Regions from separate parts of the Mus musculus genome. Here region 2 is linked to region 1. The links are chromatin loops, found by intact Hi-C in ENCODE. Cell type or tissue: left cerebral cortex. All regions are shown on one strand. Each heading gives the region's core, and the rest is flanking DNA. Links, peaks and the distances in the headings are about the cores only. Region 1 has its middle 38 kb from the start of Palmd. Region 2 overlaps Palmd (palmdelphin).

Region 1 (5,386 bases), core at 200-5,199:
GTCACTGTGCACGTATGTTATTGTTTTTTATGCACAATAAGGCATGTTTATATGTACGCATTGTTCTCTTAGCAAACCCTGCTGGTAGAGGTTATTTTGGTTCCTGGAAATGGAATGATCTGTAGTGAAAGCCTAAATAAAGTACCAGGGAATGACTAGAGATGGAGTGACCCACAGAACTACAAGAACCTTGAAAAAATTTTAGTAAAACATAATGGACTTGGAATAAAAGGTTGTTAAAGTCCTGGAGTGCTTCACAGAGGCTCTCAGTACACATTTTACAGAAATTGAGGGAACAGATCACTAAATTGTGACCCATACAGATAATGGTGTGTTATTCAAGGCTAAGAAGAAATGAGCTCTCAAGCCACGAAAAAGAATGAAGAAAACTTGAAAGACATTAGTACATGACCGAATCCAATCTGAAAGGGCTGCATACTATATGAGTCCAAATATATGATATTCTGAAAAGGGCAAAGCTATGACGACAATGGCAAGAAAGTATGGATTGTGCAGGTTAGTTTTAACCATCAATTTGGCACAGCCTAGAATTACCTGGGAAGAGAGTTTTAATAAGGGATTACAGAGAGCAAGTTGGCCTGTGGACTTGTCAGTGGGGAACTGTTAATTGCTGTAGGTAAGCTAGTCCTCTGTGGGTGGCACCATCCACTATACTTGAGGGTCCTGAACAGCATAAGGGAGGAGAAGTGAACACAATGCAAGCTATGATGTGGCTGGCTGCTTGAGGTCCTGCCTTGACTTCCCCAAACTGATTAATTATAATTTGGGATTGTAAGCCAAAAAATCTTTTTATACCCTTTGTTGTTTTTTTGTCAGGGAATTTGTCACAGTGACAAACACAAAAACAGGAGATATAGGTGTGTGTATGGGTGTGTGTGTATCTGTATACTATATAAATGACACTATAATGTTGGATACATATGTACATGCGTGTCCAACTCACCAAGAGTGAGCACTAAACTGTGAACTCTGGTTAAGAATGCTGTGTGCTCAGTGCTTCTTCAAAGGGGAAACAAAATACTCACAGGAGGAAATATGGAGACAAAGTATGGAGCAGAGGCTGAAGGAAAGGTGATCCAGAGACTGTCCCACCTGGGGATCCATCCCATATTCAGTCACCAAACCTGGATGGTATTGTGGATGCTGGGAAGTGCTTGCTGACAGGAGCCTGATATGGCTGTCTCCTGAGAGGCTCTGTCAGAGCCTAGCAAATACAGAGACAGATGCTCACAGCCAACCATTGGACTGAGCGTAGGGTCCCCGATGGAGAAGTTGGAGAAGGGACTGAAGGAGCTGACAGGGTTTGTAACCCCAGTGGGGAAAACAACAGTGTCAACAGGCCAGACCCCCTTGGAGCTCCTGGGGATTGGATCACAAACCAAACAGTACACATGGAGGGACTCATGGCTCTGGCCTCATATGTGGCAGGGGATGGCTTTGTTGGACATCAGTGGTAGAAGCTGCCCTTGGATCTGAGGGTGTTTGATGTCCCAGTGTAGGGGATTGCCAGGGTGTGGAGGTGGGAGTGGGTAGGTTGGGGGGCACCCTCCTAGAGGAAGGGGGAGGGGATGTGATGAGGGTTTCTGAAAGGAAGACCTGGAAAGGGGAAAACATTTGAAATGTAAATAAAGAAAATATCTAATAATAAATAAATAAGAATGTTGTGTGCCTATTAATGATACTCTGCTTTGCTTGCAGACAGGAGCAGGTTGCCCTTTTGAGATGCTTCACCCAGCAGCCAAGTCAGACAGATACAGACACCCACAGCCAAACAGTGGATAGAGCCTGGGGACTCTTGTAGAAGAACAGGAGGAAGGATTGACGGCCCAGAATGGGGATCAGAACTCCACAGGAAGACCAACAGAGTCAACTAACCTGGACATTTGGGGCTCTCAGAATCTGAACCACCAACCAAAGAACATACATGAGCTAGACCTAGGCCTCCACGAACATAAGTAGCAGATGTGCAGCTTGGCCTTCATTTGGGTTCAGAACAGCTGGAGTGGGGGCTATTCCAAAAGATGTTGCCTGTACATGGGATATGTTCTTATAACTGAGCTGCCTTGTCTGCCATGGGTGGCCTTTCTCTAAAGCACCTAATCTCACAGATACTTGAAGTGCCCGGGAGGACAGGATACCCAGGGGGCTCCCACCTGCTCAGAGGAGAAAGGGAGGGGAGATGGGGGAAGGATTGTGGGTGACCAGGATGTAGTCAGTGATCAGGATGTAAAGTGAATAAGTAAAAAACTAAAAAAATTTTTTTAAAATGCTGCTTGCATGGAGTCTCGCTGGTTATAGAAATGCACAGGCCCACCTACAGAGATTTTTGGGGGAGGCTTTCTGAGGGGAGGGGGGCAAGAAGGGGGAGGCATGTATAGGAACACTGTTTCCCATCCAGTATGGTTGTGAACCTACAGTATTTCTAGAAAATGGAGGGGAGAGATTAAAATGCAGGAAATGTTACCAAAAGCTGGATGAAAAGACATCCTACCCACATAGCAACAGAAAGATTAGCAGTACCGCTGCCTGCAGTAACCGGCAAAGTGGAAAATGTATTTAATCGACTGGATGTTCCCACTGAGGAGATTTCCAGGCAGGGTGCTAAAAGTGCCACCTGGCTTCTTTTCCGTGCTTACAGTTAAACAGCAGCGGACAAATGAGCTAAGAAGAAGAAAAAACACCGCATATGAAGAAGTCAGGATTGGCTGAAACCCTTGTTCTTAACTCTCCCAAAAGTATCAAATCAAGGGATGAATTTAAATCAAAGGCTAAATCCAGAAGAGAGAAAAATCTTTAGGATCTTTGGCAAAAACCTTAGACATAACGCAGGGAGTATCCAAGGAAAACATTAGTCAATAGGCCTAAATTCTCCAAGCTGAGTCTCACAAACTCCCTCCTTTGAAGAGAATGTGTTCTCAGACCCTGAAAAGACTTCCTCAGTGGCCTTGAAGGAGATCACAGTCAAGTGGGGAGTGTTGCACCTTGAAAGGCATGCCTGCTTGGCTTTTGTATAATGGAGTAAACTATTCATTAGCAACCCACAAACTTTTAAAAGAATTATGTTGTATCAAGAAGACTCAAAAAGATTTTTGTATTGAGAGTACAAAAATGAGAGAGCTTAGGGGCTCCTAACCCCTATGAACAAGAAGCACATTTAGAACATCACTGAACTATGAATTCTGACCTAATGAAAAAAAGAAGGAAAACTTTATGCGGTCAAGGCCTCATACAGATGCCTTCCCAGGAACAAGGATGAGCACAACAAGAGTTGGCAAGGGATATTTGGCTGTGTTTCAGAGCAGTGAGACAGTGGCTCTCATTTTTCTCCTCTGCCTATTCCATAATCCGGAGGTTCTGGGTATGTAGGAAACAGATACCAAGTTTTTGGATCTAGAAGAGCAATATTCAGGAAGCCACACCTGATCTGACTGATGTGATACTATCATAGACTTTGGGATGATGCTGCAATAGCGTGAGACTTGAGGGTCTTTAGGAAGGAGGTTGAGACTTTTTTAAGTAGGGCACACGGTAATCATTGGAGATCAGAGCTTAGCCCTTGGTAATCAGTTCTAAACACAATCTACAATGACCCTTGCCTCCAGGCACTCCTGCCTGGAGCAAGTTCCTATTTGGATGAATCAGGACTACCCTGTATGAGCAGTTCAATATAGCAGAAGTGACAGTCTGTGAGCAGAGGAACAGAGTGTGAGCAGACATTTCAGCTTCTGTCTTGATCTCTCATCTTAATTACTCTTTGGGGTAATGCAGTCATATACTATAGAAAAAACTCAAGCCCAAGGATAACAACCATTGCAAAAATAATTGGCCAACATCCACTGTAGGGGGTTACCTTAAAAATGGGATTTAACCAGCCTTCGTCAAGACTTCAGATAACAGCAACCCCAACTGGCTTGTGACTGGAATGTTGTAAAAATGATCCTAAATTCTTGACCCAGAGAACTATGGAACAGAATTTCTTTCTATAAGAGATGATTAGTACATTAAATCACTAAGGGGATTTTGGGGGTTGGGTTATTTATTACCTAACAAGAGATACAAAGTATAGCAAGTTTTAAAGGTGAGATATGTGGGGGAAGAGACTCTATCAGGGTAGGTAGTTTCTCTCTGTGATAATCAATAGTAAGATCCAGGCCACTTCAGAAAGCAAATGACCCCCAGAAGGAAGGTCATAGTTTGGCAGAGAAGTTAAAAGTGAAGTTTAAACAGTTTGAAATACTCTGGAATTCTTTAATAAAGTTACTGAAATCATTTTAATTCCAGTGTTTACATAAGGATGGTTGTGGGATCAGTCATTCGGTTGAAAGACTTTCTGAGTAAATAATTTACATGTATCCGGTACTTAGACCATTACTCTTACATTAACCCTTGGGACAGCTATCACTAATACCATTTAATACCTGAAGCACCTAATGCATTAAAAAAAAAAAAAAAGTCACCTAAGGTCACAATAGCAGAGTCAGGAATGAAATTTTAGTCTGAGACAATCCCGACTTTTCTTTTTTCTGTCATGTTGTGTAGTGTTGTAGTTTATCTTAAGCGTTTAATGAGGATAAACGTTGCAAGTATACTAGAGCAGCTGATAAAGTAATACTATCAAATCAACTTAAGGAGGAGTTTATTCAGGTTTATGGCTCCAGAGAACTAGATATCCATGGAAGATATGGTGACAGAAGGCTGGGAGATGACATCTCGGGCACACACCAGAAGCACGGACAGTGAGCCGGAAGTGACATAAGAACGTGAACCCTCAAAGCCCACTCCCTCGTGACTTACTTCCTCCAACAAGGTTCACCTCCTAAATGCTTCCGGAACTCCTCAAACACCATCACCAATGCAGAATAAAGCTTTGAAATATCTGTGTCTATGGGGACATTTCTCATTCAAGCCACCATAGATACCAAGTAGGTGTCTTATGATAACTAGCAATCTTATAAAAGAAAAGGTACAGTGTAAATAATGTGAACTGGAAATGTCACAGGAATCATAGAAGGAGGAGATTTGTATGGGCTAAAGAAAGCTTCATGGAGAGGAGGGTGGTTTTTAAGGATACAATTAGAAGAAGAAAGGAGACACTGAACCAAAGAAGAGCTGCTGAACCAATCTCAGCCAAAGCTTTGTGAGCCCATATGTGCCCTGGGACTGTCACTGTGGGAGAGGGTGGGTCTCTGACTCTGTCTGCTCTGTGGCTCTTTTCCTCCTGTTTGATCACAGTGTCCAGCCACAGCGTGGTGAGGGCTTTTGCATTGCTTTCTTGTATCTTGTTTGTTGTGTTTGGTTGCTGTCTCTTGGATTCCTGCTTTTCTGGTGGCAGGTGGAGAGAAAGTGGATTCAGGGAAGAGAAGAG
Region 2 (5,386 bases), core at 254-5,253, 68 kb after region 1:
CATTATACAGACACTTACCTGAGCATTTGACATATCTGAAAAGCTCAAGGGTTCCCTAACTCACACAACCTTGAAGTGGAGCCATGCCTTTTACTAATCCTTGTGAACTTTCTTCCAAAGGGGGGTGGGGAACATTGCACAAACTAAGTGGGTTTCCATGGTTTCTGTCCCTGAATCACAATCCTAGCCTAAGAACATATTACTGAGAAAGTATTTTCCTGGTTCCCTGATTAATAACTGAAGAGGCAATGCTCCCAGGAGAAGGCTACTTACCATGTCCTCTAACATACTCTGCTCAGAGTTTCAGTTTGCCTCTTAAAGGATCCCTGATCATTGTGTGACCTGTGAATGTATTGCGTCATGATTGTTGACATGGATTCTCTGACCTCTTAGTTCAGAAAGCCATGTGCACAGACATACAACCTGGTATAGACACCCTACTCTAACACTTCAACTGCTGTCCTGCACCCCACACTTAAGAGGAAATCCAGGGCTACACACACACACACACACAAACAAGAGTCTGCAAAGGAGTTGTTTTCCCAGCAAGTTTTCATTACCTTTCTGGTTCCTTTCCTGCACCTGCCCTCTAGTTCTCCATGACAGAATTGCCTTCAATCAAGCACCTCTCCAGACACTCTTTACTTCTTGAATCGTGTCCAAAGACCTCTGACTTTAATTGGCGCATGCAGAGTGCCTGACAGAAATGTCAGAAGTATAAAATGTAAAAGGTTAACTGCCAAGGAGAATGAGGCAAACACCCCACATTCCCTTCGAGAAGGATAAGCTAAGCTACTTATGATTAAATGTTCTCAAAGCTTTTTTTCTCACATTCCCAAGGACTCTTCTGACCTTTTGCCTTCTGTTAATAAGCTTTCGTTGGTGCCCAAATAGTTAGAAGTTGTTCTCTTCGTAGGTGGGAGTTTCGGCAAAGGTACATGTGAAGTCTTGTATTTCTGTGCGACTCTACATCATAAGAAAAGCCAAGACGTGGGCTGTGACAACAGCTGAAGCCACGTCCCACAGAACTCAAAAAAGCCCTTCACACAGGGAGAATATGAGACAGTGCATTCTGCTCACTATCGTATAACAGGATACTGCTTGGTTAGCTCAGAAGAGGGGAGGCAAGATTCAATGACAAAAGGAAACCCAAACTATTGGTGTCAAAATATAAAGTTCACTCTTTCTCTGTTGCTTAATGATCTTATGTACCTAACACAGGATACGTGCACCTTCATGGAACTAGTGCCTCGTTGAATAAGCAAGAGATTTGGGTGGAAATAGCCCATTCTGAATGTTTCTGCCTTCCTATTTTGACCCAAATAGGTGTATCTAATACCATATAGCAGGGACATAGCAAGCTGTTCTCTGTGACAACCTAAGAGGGAAGAGAGAGAAAAAGAGGGGGAGAAACCCACCACTTGTCTCTTTAATTAAAGTTCTGTTGCCTAGGAACACTTAAGAAGTTATTCTGAGGCAATTCCGTGAGTCAAGATCATTCTAAACATGTTTTTTCACTCTCCGCGTTTACTAATTGCTTTACCAGGTTTGTAATAGTTCATCTGCTGTTGTTTTTAATGTCCCAGATAGAGTGATTAATTTTAATTCAGGATCCTTAGTTCTAACTTAACCAAATAAACTCAGTAAAACCCAAACCTCAAAGAAAGAAAGAAAGAAAGAAAGAAAGAAAGAAAGAAAGAAAGAGGGAGGGAGGGAGGGAGGGAGGGAAGGAAGGAAGGAAGGAAGGAAAGAAAGAAAGAAAGAAAGAAAGAAAGAAAGAAAGAAAGAAAGAAAGAAAGAAAGAAAGAAAGAAAGAAAGAGGGGGAAGGAGGGAGGGACGGAGGGAGGGAGGGGAGGGGAGGGGAGGGAGAGAGAGAGAGAGAGAGAGAGAATGAATTAAGGAGAGAATTAAAGAAAGGAAAAATGGCTGCTCATTCCACCAAATGTACATATATACCCCCACCACACACACACACACACACACACCTCTATGTACTAATAATGGCTCTGAATACATAGACATTAACAGACTAGTAAGAGTGATAGCTGGTAGGCATATTGATAGATAGGTGAATGGATAGACTTAAAAATAAAATAGTGAATACCTTCAATAGTAATGAACTGGGAAAAAAAAACCTTAAGTTTTCAAAACCAAAAGTCATAAGCACACAATTATCTTTGGGTCAAGGGGAAGTCATATGGTAGGCAGTGTGCAGGGCTCTGAGCTGTCGGTGGCAAGTTTTTACATGTCACCATCACTTTGCTTTCTTTCCATCTGTTCTTGCTCCTTTATTTTCTCAACCCATCCCCATGCCTTCTCTCTTGCCCGTGCCTAGCAGTCACATCTCATGCCATCAGAAACAGAGAATGAATGATAACTGGCCCTAAATAAATACCTGCCACCGGAGTATGTTGACAGGTGGATTAGAACAACTTCTAGGGGCCCTTCCATGATACCTTTTCAACCCATTGATACTGGTACCCCAAGCACTATTCTGAGCCATCCTCTAAAGGCAGTCCCAACCTAGTTTTACACTTAAGGCAGGACAGAACAGAATGTTATAAATTTGGTAACATCCAGGCCCTGAGAAGGCTGACTGTAGAGCTACACATTTCTTGAGTCATTTCACTGAATTTGCCTTCCACTCATCTGAAAACGACTCTAGAGCAATAAAACTCCCAGAAAATGCACACATTTGTGTTTGTCTCTCTTTAGATCCTTTACATTTTCTAAGTATTTTTACATTTTACATTTATTTTCTCATACCAATTGGCATTTCATGCCTTAAAACAAAAATTTAAGAGCCTTTGCAAGAATGTGTAAATCTTTGTCTTGGATGGAGTAAGAAAACACAGAAAAAAAGCAGGAGGTAAATTATCTTCAAGGATCTATTCTCTAAGTCTTAGTGACAGAAAATAAAATCTTCAAAAGCCAAGACATTGCATTAAAGGAAGGAGCTGTGCTGCCATGGGGACCCAGCTTTTCCATTTTTAAGGAATATTTAACAATTTGAAGACAAACCATACCCACCACTTGTATAAACCACACCCACCCCTTTCCATAAATCCTTTGTCTGCCAAGTATTGCTGAGTTCATTTGGACCACCCACAGTGAACTAGCCCGGAGTTGGTTATCAAATGTTATATTTGGATCGGAAGTTACACTTGTTGATTTTCAAATAATAAACCCTCTTCTTGAAATTGTAAAAGTAACTTTTATTCTCCAGATGTAATTGTCGTCTTGGAGGCTTACTGCTGAATAAACTCACCCTTACTAGTTCTTTCTGAACTCTGACTGGCTGATCCAACTCAGCTCTTCTGGCTCAAACTCCTCTCCAAGCTGACTGATGCAAACTTGCTCTTCTCTACTTCTCACTGAACTTCTCTGCTTGGCCTCAAACTAACTCTGGCAATTTGTTCTAATCTTCTGGATCCTTCTTATTCTCTGGCTTCAACTGCCTCTCCTGGCCTGAACTACACAAAATGTACAAACTAAATGGAACTTGTGAACAAACACAACTGAACTCAACTTTTTTGCACAAACTGCACTGACTGAACCAATTTCCAACTGTCTCTCCCTACACTGCTCTTAAATTGACTCTCTCTCATGCCTGTTCTCATGAGAGTTGGGTGTATCCTACCTCTGACTCATTCTGTCAACTCTTTCTCTGATTTGTTAATTTTTCTGCCCCTCAATTAGACATTACTTTCAAACATGCTACTTCTACAAATCAACTCTATTGTTTGGGATTAAAGATGTGTACTAAGGGTGCGCATGTATTCTAGCAAGGGAGATTAAAGGTGTGTCATGCCAACTAGATCACACAGACCTAGAAGGTCTTTGGATGTGATCCATTGCCAGAGCAGCCATGTTGCTAGATTAAAGATCCTCAACATGAAATCAAGTAAGAACAATTAAAATTAAGAAACAAAGTAAAACAGAAGTACATAGAAAATATAGAAGCTACTCTGTGACAAATGTTAAGGGTTACAAGGTGCAAAGCCAGTGGCCATTTCTAAATGAAGAAAATTAACAGCTATGTAGATACCTGAATATCCTTTCCCATTTCATGGAATAGTTTCAAATAGCTTGTTTGCTAGAATTGTTTTTCTCCCCCAACCCTACCCTAACTGTCCTCTTCTTCTTCCTCCTCTTCCTCTTCCTCCTCCTCCTAAAATATGTAGCTGTTGCTGGAATTTACTATGTAAACTATGCTGGCCTTGAAATCTCAGAGACCCACCCACCTTTGTTTCCCTAGTCCTGAGATTAAAAGCAATTAGGCCTGACCTTCTCCTAATTTTTAACAACCGTCGGGGGAAGAGTAGCTAAATCATAGCTGGGTGATCTTGAGATCATGTACAGTGTACTAACTGAAACAGTACTTGAAAGTCATTTGGGAAACTCAGGACACCTATGCAGAAATCAAATCAAATTATTGTTGCAATTATTCTGCTTTTGTTAAGTGATTGGCAAGTGCTACTGGATTATCCACATGCCCTAATTAAAATCTACACAGTCCACTTCTGTCCTGCCAGATCATTTGAGAAGCCTAACCAATTCCCTTCTGCCACACCAGCCTCGAGTGTGTGTTTATTGGCATTAATTTGAAAATGATTTCTTTAATAACTTGCACATGGTATGAATGATTCTTTAAAAACCAATTTTGTTTCTTATATTCTTTGATGAATGATACTCTTAAAATACAAAACATTACTCTGATTGGTAGCTTTCTCTATGAACTCACTCTACCCTAACTGAACAGCAGCAGTGGCAAAACATGAGAGTCTCACCAGCCCATCCAACGGTTGTGACTATTTACAGATTTTTATTAGAAGACCGGGCTCACTCTTGCACAAGCTGTCTGCATATGGTTATAAATTATTTAGCTCTCTTAAACATCTGCCATTTCCAGTCCTCAGCAGAGACTGACATTTGTTTCCATACCATTGTGCTGCCTCACAAGTTCTACTCATCTGACAGCTGCATTGTGTTCCTTGCCCTATTCTCAAATGCTCATGATTAGAGACAACAAATCTAGCTCCAGGCAAAGTGCATGTTCGCCATTATGAGTGCCCTTTTATTCCCTGACCCACAGCATGTGACTGTTACACTGGTAGGTGAGTCTTCAGCAATGTATGGCTTTACCTACATGTCTATACAATGTGTATGCCTTTATGCCAGGTGAGCAAAACGAATAAATCCATTCTTAGTAAAGATGCTAAATGTTTGGTGAAAATTATTAGTGCTTAAATGTTAAAAATAAAATACTTTTAAAATCTCCTATTTGATTTGCTTACATACCCTCAATTATATTTTTGTTTGCTTATTTTTGAGATGGGGAGGTCTCATATAGCCCGTACTGGCCTTAATTTCATAATAATATTT

Evidence for each region. Peaks named below come from ENCODE experiments on the same cell type or tissue, not always from the same donor. Only the 100,000 strongest peaks of a DNase experiment are listed, where the experiment ranks them.
Region 2: a loop joins it to region 1, with 6 times the contacts of the local background. A loop is called at or near these places in 2 of 42 quality-filtered maps.

Annotation. Positions count from the first base shown.
Region 1 is chr3:117,004,749-117,010,134 of GRCm38, reverse strand. No RefSeq gene overlaps it. Among named protein-coding and RNA genes, the nearest start is that of Palmd, 38 kb to the right of the region's middle. In left cerebral cortex, for the core only: no CTCF peak of the experiment used is centred there; DNase peaks (open chromatin) are centred at 2,105, 2,596 and 3,251; H3K27ac peaks cover 1,420 bases.
Region 2 is chr3:116,936,631-116,942,016 of GRCm38, reverse strand. The region is part of intron 3 of Palmd (palmdelphin); the gene reads left to right. Among named protein-coding and RNA genes, the nearest start is that of Gm32148, 14 kb to the left of the region's middle. In left cerebral cortex, for the core only: no CTCF peak of the experiment used is centred there; DNase peaks (open chromatin) are centred at 1,017 and 2,464; H3K27ac peaks cover 1,233 bases.